Linked DNA regions of Homo sapiens: region 2 is linked to region 1. The links are chromatin contacts, found by Hi-C or POLR2A ChIA-PET in ENCODE. All regions are on one chromosome and are shown on one strand. The core of a region is the stretch at or near the end of the contact, and the rest is flanking DNA. Distances in the headings are between cores, read along the strand shown. Region 1 overlaps CTBP2 (C-terminal binding protein 2). Region 2 overlaps CTBP2 (C-terminal binding protein 2).

Region 1 (4,495 bases), core at 1,154-3,653:
GACCGGGTAAGCACAGCAGAACATGGCAGCTTCATGCTTTTAATCATTTAGAAAGAAAAAAAAAACAAACCTAAGGGACGCAGAAGTCCCTGTGTCAGGTGTAGGCAGTGGGGAGGGAGAAAAAAACAGTTTGACAGGCTCTCTGCATATCAATACAGAACATTCTACAAGTAGTTGATAGAATAGAAACATGGTGAGAATTCAAAGCTAGAGGGGGTGTGTGTGTGTGTGTGTGTGTGTGTGTGTGTGTGTGTGTGTGTGTGTTTGTGTGTGTTAGATGTTCAAGGCCTTCAGGTGGAAGAAAGAGCTGAATCCAACAAGCTGGTATGAGAGAAGGCCAAACAGAAAAAAACAGACTGCCCGGGTTCCTGGGTGCAAACTGCCTACTGCTCAACGCCTCTCTGGCAGCACCTGTGAGATGGGTGCCACCTGTCCTGACCCATAACAGGTGCCACAAGGACTAAGTCAGCTTATACATAGGAGGAGCACCAACAAAGCACTTGGGACCAACTGTGAGTACTTAATGAGATGCCTAGGGAGCTGACATATAGATGGTGACCCACACTGGAGTAACTGCATTTTGGCCTGTCTGCGTTGATAGTTATTGAGAAATTTAAAATATATAACTGCAAATGTATCTGGAACACCATGCATAGACAAGGTAATGCAAACTTCTGTTATAAAAAATTGGCTGAAAATTTCCTATTACACATGAAGGGGGTGGGAAGGTTGGTGAACCATCCTTCAGCACCTGTCTGGATGGGACAGAGGGTCTGCAAGCAGACAATGGTTTTGCCCAAGTCAGGTTTATACAGCCATGGAAACACACAGAGGAAACGCTGCTAGCTCTTCAATCCCATTCTAGTTTCTGATGCAACATCCCTGGAGAATCCTGGGTGCAGGGGGTGGAGTCAGCCCCAGAGGCATTCCTGCTAGTAACCTTGGAAAGCTGAGTCACGAGCGTGTTCCAGAAGCAAGTACTCAGTAACCTCAATCAAGCACCTTTACAGTGGAAGTCAAGAGTAAATTTTACAACTCCCCATACAATCTGGTGAACCTATACTGTGGAATAGTCTACAAATCAATGGGGCCTGGGCTCTTCAGTAAGTCCAATGTCTCTGAAAGTCAAAAAAGCCCAGGGGATAATTTTAGACTAAGGAGACTAGAGAGATGTAACAACTAAACACAATGCGTGACCCTTATCTATTGCACAGGCAAAGAGACGTGGAGGAAATGCGAATATGCAGCCTATACTAGACAATACTGTCCCTGAGGTTAGATTCCTGGGGTTCATTCCGGTACTGGGAGCAGTACGAAATTGGATAAAAGGTGCCATGCCATAGGTAGTCCAGAGTAAAGTGCTGCCCCTGAATTTTTTCAGATGGTTCTGGAAGAAAATCCATCATCTACTCACACAGTGTCTATTTATATGTATATCTCTATCTTTATCTCCCCTCAAAAGAATCTGGAAAACTGAATGGAATATTGGTGTTCACTGTACCATCCTACCAACCTCTCTGTAGGTTTTTATAATTTGTGAATGTTTACTTTAAAAAAACCCTTTAACGCCAAACTCCTTATACTGAACCCCAGGAATGTCAGTGCTTTTGTGTTCTTGCAGCGCAGAGTTCTGTGAGGCCATGGAGTCACTCAGCAGAATGTCTATGATGTCCCCACCCCGTGTGGCATGAGCCACATCTACTTATAGGACAGACAATTCCATATGGGCAGCTGCAGGGGAAGCCCTGTGGGTTGCATATTCCTGTCCACAAACTGGTGGGTCAGCTACTAAACTTCAGCGTGTGCGTGAAGGGTGCAGAGGGGGCTGCGGAGCCATCTTCGCTTCCCTCCGAGAGCCACCCTGTAGGGCAGTACCAGCAATCACCCTGAGCAAAGAGCAGCCCTGTAGCACTGACCCCATCTGGCAGGTGCACTCACCCCTAAACCCGAACCCACACGCTGGTTTCTTACCACCCGCTAGCTGGAAGAGCGCAGTGCTTAATCAACACTTCAGAGTTTTGTCCCCAGGTTTCCATTAGATTTTAATTATGTTTATTTTTCCTTTCATGAACAGAACACTTCCAGACATTTCCAAAGATACCAGGGACATGAACACACCACGAGGGGCAATGCTGGGCTCTTCAGGAATCTCATAGTATCAGGGAATTCAGCATTGTAAATATCTTAATCCAAAACAGGTAAAGTCCTGAGATTTCAGGAAGTGAAAAAAGATGGTCCTAATCAACACCATCTTTTATATGCAAAATAACCTTAGGTACATGGAAGACATAGACCTCAGGGCCCACCAGCCCTGAAACTGTCCTCCTAGTCCCCAACCCCGCCCCAGAAGCCAGGCCTTGTCCTAAGCCAAGGCCAGGCCCACGGCCAAGGACACCCAGCAGAGGGTGCCAATGGTATGCAGTGTTGGAATCGGAGGAGGGACTCTGGCTTGGGGAGTGGCACAGCCAACTCAAGGGAGCAGCCAGCGAAGATTTGAGTGAGGGACTACGTATGTTTGGTAAAAACCGCCAAACACGCTCTTACCTTCACAAATTCTGTCCAATCGCTGTCTCTTGACTTTGTGCTTATCCACAAGGGCCATTCTTTATGGAACTTTGCAACTCTCAGATCAAAAGGCAAAGCAGTCCTCTAAGAACTTAGGGGAACTTGCAGGAGTCTGCGTGCATGACGCCACTATGAACCCTGAAACAAGGAGAAAAGAATCCTTACTCTCTGGAGACCCTCTGGGCACAGGACAACAGCTCACTGGGGACTTAACTGCTACTTTCTATAAGGGAACCTGCCATGCGGACACATGGGACTTGCTCTTTTCCCAAAGCACTGGGAATGGAGGCTGCACCAAGTGCATCTCAGCCGCCTCCTGCTTCTTATCTCATAATAGAAAGCAAGTGAATGCACACAAGACAATCGTCAGTTATTTCTGGAAGCAGCAAATTCCAACAGATCTCTTGCTTTTAACTTTAGGGCTATAAATTCCAATTTACTGACCAATTTGAAGTGTAATAAATTATATTCCAGTGGCAGAGACCAAGTGACAGCCAGTTGGACCTGCCCCAAACGCACTCACACTGAGATGCAGACGCACACCGTGGCGACTCGAGGGGCTCTGCGAAGGCCTGCTGCCAGGTGAGTTACAACAATGCTTTCCAAAACAGCCGCGCAGGGGTCAGGGGTCAAAGCCACAGCTCAGCACAACACAAAACCCTGACTCTACCACGTGAGAACGCGGGTGGGAAGCCCCAGCAGCTCCTAACCAACGTTCCTCCGATGCCGCCTTCCTGAACCTTCCTTGCAGCTGGAGGGGACCGCAGTCAGCACCAGCAAGGGCAGGGTCCCAGGCTGCTGGCCTTGACACTTGGTTCCAGCTATATGGGCTGAAGTATTTCTTAGTGTGAGAGTGTAACCATCCCCATGACGTTTCAGGTAGAGGTGAGGCTGATGGAGGAGGCAAGAAAGGTCTCCCATGTGGTTTGGGGTATGTGGGATTCTCTAGAGGGAGACCTGACTGCGGCCTGGGGAAGAGGAGCTGCTGCCCATCCTCCTTCTCAGGAGGATCTGAGCACTTTGGAAGCCTCTGACTGTCACCAATGTGCCCGGTGAGGTCCAGATCATTAACAGCTGTCCCCAATATCCCAGCTTTTAAGTCACTGCTCTGGAACTGCATTCTTTACATTGATTAAAGGAGGCTTAATGAATCTTGGCCAGGCACGGTGGCTCATGCCTGTAAGCCCAGAAGTTTGGGAGGCCGAGGCGGGCAGATCACCTGAGGTCAGGAGTTCGAGACCAGCCTGGCCAACATGGTAAAATCCCGTCTCTACTAAAAATACAAAAATTAGCCGGGTATGCTGGCAGGCACCTGTAATCCCAGCTACTTGGGAGGCTGAGGCAAAAGAATCACGTGAATCTGGGAGGTGGAGGTTGCAGTGAGCTGAGGTTGTACCACTGCACTCCAACCTGGTGACAGAGCAAGACTCTGTCTTTAAAAAAAAAAAAAAAAAAAAAAAGGTGGCTTGAATCTCAACTGGGAAACAACATTTAAGGCCCACTCTATTGTCTTCTGTATTTTTTTTTTCCCAAGGAATACAATTAAATCAGTCTTATTTTAAGACCACCACCACAACCACATACACACACACACACACACACACACACAGAAAAAGTGGTTCTCAGTGATCTAGCAGAAAGAAAGAGGAGAGATAAAGATAAAAATGAGGCCCAAGGGGTAGAAATGAGGATAATGATGTACGGTCATCAGTTATGCAAAACATTAAGAGTTACTTTATCAAAAGGTCAGACTGCAGGTCTACCAGGTTTCTGTAAGTTAACGGCTAATTTCCCAGCAACGAAGCTGAAAAGGCATCCGAAAGATTTATGGCGATAATTACGTGATTCTCCATAAAAGAGCTACGAAAAAGCACAATTTCCAATCACATAAATAATTAATGTAACATCCCTGAGATACCAAACCCTTTCA
Region 2 (4,429 bases), core at 853-3,352, 40 kb after region 1:
CAGAGCTGTGAATGTAGGTTTATATACATAAAGAAAAGCCACATTTTCAAGACACATGTAATGAGATGCAGGGTATAAGACACATTCAGCGTTTCCAGCATGTGTGAGCTGGGGAAGAGTTGGTTTCTGCAGAGTTGGTTTCTGACATCAGCAGGGATAAGGCGGCACCTGTTGGGGATGGAGTGACTCCCTTATCTGTGTTCTTAGAGCAACAGGACTGGAGACGGGGAAGGAAGAACCCCCATCTGGCTCCAAACTCCCCGGGCTCGCAGAAAGGGCTCACTCACCCCCTCACCAGGCCTGGCAGCCAATAGTAATCGGTGTGGTTCATTTTTTGAAGGGATCAAAGAATAAAGCCACATCCAACAGCACATTCTGGAAAGTTCTGGGCTTGGGATTACCAACAAAAAGGGCTCTCTGACACAAACAACTGGGAGCCTGCCTAAAAGAACCCTGAAAACCCAGGTCAGCTGAAGAAATCACCCATGAAAAAGCTGGGGGCACCGTGGTGATGCCCACCCCAGCTGATGCCCACGGGACCCCTGGCCCTCTGCCTCCCGTGTTCAACCTCAGCTCACCTCTCATTTAGTCCAAACGGGGCCACCATTTGGAGTCTGTTCTGTGATTTCAGCACCTGGTATTCAAAGTTATCTTAGGTTGTGGCTTAAGCAGCCAAGTCTGACTTCAGATTCAGCCCTGGGTGGTGCTGATGGGGGGAGGTGGGGGCTGCTCTGACCCCTTCATCACAATTCCCATAAGAACCTTTCTCAGGCCGGGCGCGGTGGCTCACGCCTGTAATCCCAGCACTTTGGGAGGCCAAGACGGGCAGATCACGAGGTCAGGAGATCGACACCATCCTGGCTAACACGGTGAAACCCCGTCTCTACTAAAAATACAAAAAATTAGCCAGGCATGGTGGCAGGCGCCTGTAGTCCCAGTTACTCTGGAGGCTGAGGCAGGAGAATGGCATGAACCTGGCAGGCGGAGCTTGTAGTGAGCCGAGATCGCGCCTCTGCACTCCAGCCTGGGCGACAGAGCGAGACTCCGTCTCAAAAAAAAAAAAAAAAAAAAACCTTTCTCATGGGAGGATGGGCTTGGGCGTTGAGATCAACAGAGGAGGGAGGTTCTAGGACATATTTCCTAGGCGAAGATAGGTCCAAGAAGATTATTTTTGTCTACAGCCTGCTAGAAACAAGGTCTTATCAATTATTATTGATTACAAAGCCACTTCGTCACCTCAAACTGCCTGTTCTGTGGCAACCCCAAGATTGTTCTACTTCCACAGCCTTTTTTTTTTTTTAAACCCAACACACACTGGCCATTTCCTCACAAATTCTACCAGGGTTGACTTCAAAGTGTCGGGGGGAAAGTGCTGTTTTGAGTTGACACGAGGTCACAGACAAGCCAAGCTGCGATGGTTGGGGACAGCTCTGGAGGCGGAGCAATCACCGGATCCTGTAGAGATGGCCAAAGCCAGGAGGACTTCTTCAGATACCTCTAGGGACTCATGACTCTCACCCAGGGCTTAATCTGACCCTTACCAATAATAATGTTCTTTCTTTTTCCTGCTGTGTTTTCCTACCATTCATTACAAATTTTAGACCAATCAAAAAATTTGGAATAACCAGGCCTGGCACGGTGGCTCGTGCTTGTAATCCCAGCATTCTGGGAGGCTGAGGCGGGCAGATCATTTTGGGGTCAGGAGTTCAAGACCAGCCTGGCCAACATGGTGAAACCCTGTCTCTACTAAAAATACAAAAAAAAAAAAACGAGCCGGGCATGGTGACGAGTGCCTGTAATGCCAGCTACTCGGGAGGCTAAGGAACGAGAATTGCTTGAACCCAGGAGGCAAAGGTTGCAGTGAGTCAAGATCATGCCACTGCACTCCTGCCTGGGTGACAGAGTGAGACCTTGTCTCGAGGAAAAAAAAAAAAAAAAAAAAAAGGTGGAAAAACCAGCCCCTGATGGGCCACCAGGAGCTTTCGGGAGCCTGCCCGGGATATCACCCGGCTCCACCATGTGTGACGCTCCTGCTCTAAAGTACACGGAGGACACAGGGCACAGCGCCTTTCACAGCCACTGGCTCACATGCCAGTCCACGGTTCCCAGCGGTGGCGGCATTCCTCTCCAGGGAGGAAAATGCTACAGAATATTCACCACCGGTCAATTCATCTGCCCGGTTGGATCTCCTTCCAAACTTAAAATCTAGGGATTCAGTCCTGCGAATGCCATACTCCGCATTCTCCTTACACAGATTGAGATCAACAGTGGGTTGGTTTCAATAAGATATGAAGAAACAATGAGGCAAGACCATTTTGAAACAGCCCATTATACATACAGAAAATCCAATCAAGCCTTGGCTACAAAAACAGAAGGGTGGGCCGAGCACTAGCATGTCATTAATTATTAATTCTCCTGTAATGTCCCAATATGGACTAAATAACCTATTCCCACAGGAAAATGTATTGTCATTGACAATAGAAGACCAAAATATCTATAATGGTTGCTAATTTGAATAGAATCAGTTCCACGCTTAGGACAAGTGACTATTCCAATGGAGAGTTTATTTACAAGGCATTTTCTCACATGATGCAGGGAGACTGATTTAGAAATTGCAATCCTCTCTCCTGTGATGAAAACCACTTCCACGATTAAGCACTCCATGGAGAAGTACTTACTTACAAGCTTTCCTTTGGATTCTGAATGTTTTCTGCAGATTTTAAACAGAGTCGGCTCACCCTCCATTCCTGGTAACCATGCTAAATGGTTTCGATACTGTACCTGAGCATTTAAGTGATCCTGTCAAATAAAACGTTCCTCCAAGTTAACTCCGCTGTATATTTATGCACTTAATATCACAGCTTACTGCAAAGTGCACAAATCATTTTAACAGAGTATAAATTTAACTACCATGAAGGCATTTTATACTCTGTTTAACTTCACTGAGGGGCCCATATTTTTTGGAGAAGATAAATCATGCTTCCATATAACTTGACTTAGGGGAACAGCAGTCAAAACTCACAAAGAGAAATACACCCAGTTTCCTTGGATTAGGGGTAAAAAAAAAACACACACCCACACCGTCAACCAAGACATCTGTCACCCGTACCTCTTACCAAGCAGTGGTAGCCACCAGTGCACCCAGCCCAGGGCAGGTGGGCTAAGTGAGGGGCTGGGCCATGAGAGTGCACTCTCCTCTGCCCCTGGTCACTGTCCTCTGGCCGTTCTGGAACAATGGGGATTGAGCGCTGTCGACCTGACAACACCCCTAGCATGGGAGGGCTGCCACCTGTGCCATCTTGGCTGTCATCATTGGAAACACAATCTCCTGTGGATCTTTTCTAAAAGGAGCTCCAGGCCCCACTGCCAAAGGGTCTCCAGACGCACATAAGAAATTTAAAAAGGGGGAAAAATAGTCACGCAAGAAATCCATGCATACAGCAGCTGAAGTCATCAATTATTTATTGAATGAGGGAACCTTAGCCATGGCCCATCTGGAAGGGCCAGACTTAGGTCTCAAGCTGTGCCCTGCAGGTCAACAGCAGGAGCTCTTCTGACCTGATAGGAGTCTCTGAACTCAACTCAGGGTCACAGGAGTGCACTTTTAACGTTCAGTGGAGGCAACTGCACATGCGTCACCTCCACAAATTAAGGGCACAGCGCTGCCTCCCACATCCCATACCCAGACCTGGTATGTTACGATGCACAAAATCATGTACAGGACTTAAAAAAAAAAAAAAGGAGATTGAGATAATAGCTTTACAGTGGAGAAAGACGGACTCGATCTTAGCCAAGTGATCAAAGTTAACCCCACCAATAATAAGATAAATTCACATGATGTGCCCTCCTAATCCGCTGTGCTGACAACAACAGTGGGTCCTGAGCATTCCCGCCCAAAGTGCCCAACTCCAATCAGGAAAAAACACAGGACAAACTGAACTGAGGGCCATTCTACAAAATGACTCATCTGCTCTCTTCAAAAACATCAATGTCATGGTACAAAGGAGGACAAGAAACGGTTCCAGATTAAAGATGACTAAAGAGACAAGGAAACCAGAGGCAACGCAGAATCCGAAGTTTCTTTTGCTATAAAGGATCTTATTGGGACTACTGGCAAAATCAGTAAGATCTGAATATTAGATATGATTATCAATGTTAATTTCCTGACCTTGATACTTGTCTTATGTGAAAGAATGGGCACTGTGTTTAGGAAAAATTAACTCCTCCATCCCTAAATACTTTAGCCTTATATATTTGCAAATATCTCAGAGGGATCTGAAGATTATATACTCTGTGCGTGTGTTTCTGTATATGAGAGAAACACAAGCAAATGTGGTAAAATGTCATTTGGAGAGGCTAGGTAAAGGGTAATTAGAAATTCTTTGTTCCATTCTTACAACTCTTCTGTAAGTCTGTAATTATGTCAAAA

Evidence for each region. Hi-C counts contacts between places; a loop is a spot of excess contacts on that map. ChIA-PET counts read pairs that join two places held with the same protein, here RNA polymerase II (POLR2A). Pooled maps may share reads with other maps.
Region 2: a pooled map of posterior vena cava shows a loop between it and region 1 (13-fold over the local background). The contact joins two enhancer-like sites. A Hi-C loop is called at or near these places in 1 of 168 maps with a recorded cell type or tissue (astrocyte of the cerebellum) and 3 of 50 pooled maps. POLR2A ChIA-PET finds 5 or more read pairs at or near these places in 4 of 52 experiments (AG04450, HCT116 and WTC11).

The regions. Positions count from the first base shown.
Region 1 is chr10:125,036,453-125,040,947 of GRCh38, forward strand. It overlaps CTBP2 (C-terminal binding protein 2), which reads right to left. Exons shown (of 11, transcript NM_001329.4): 3 at 2,545-2,703. The coding sequence starts at 2,602. Among named protein-coding and RNA genes, the nearest start is that of MIR4296, 5.8 kb to the left of the region's middle. Within about 2 kb of position 2,404, at least 15 of the 41 ENCODE cell types and tissues checked have a DNase peak (open chromatin) inside an H3K27ac peak, as active enhancers do.
Region 2 is chr10:125,077,229-125,081,657 of GRCh38, forward strand. All of the region lies in intron 2 of CTBP2 (C-terminal binding protein 2), which reads right to left. Among named protein-coding and RNA genes, the nearest start is that of MIR4296, 47 kb to the left of the region's middle. RefSeq lists enhancers at 1,538-2,039, 4,323-4,429. Within about 2 kb of position 2,103, at least 4 of the 41 ENCODE cell types and tissues checked have a DNase peak (open chromatin) inside an H3K27ac peak, as active enhancers do.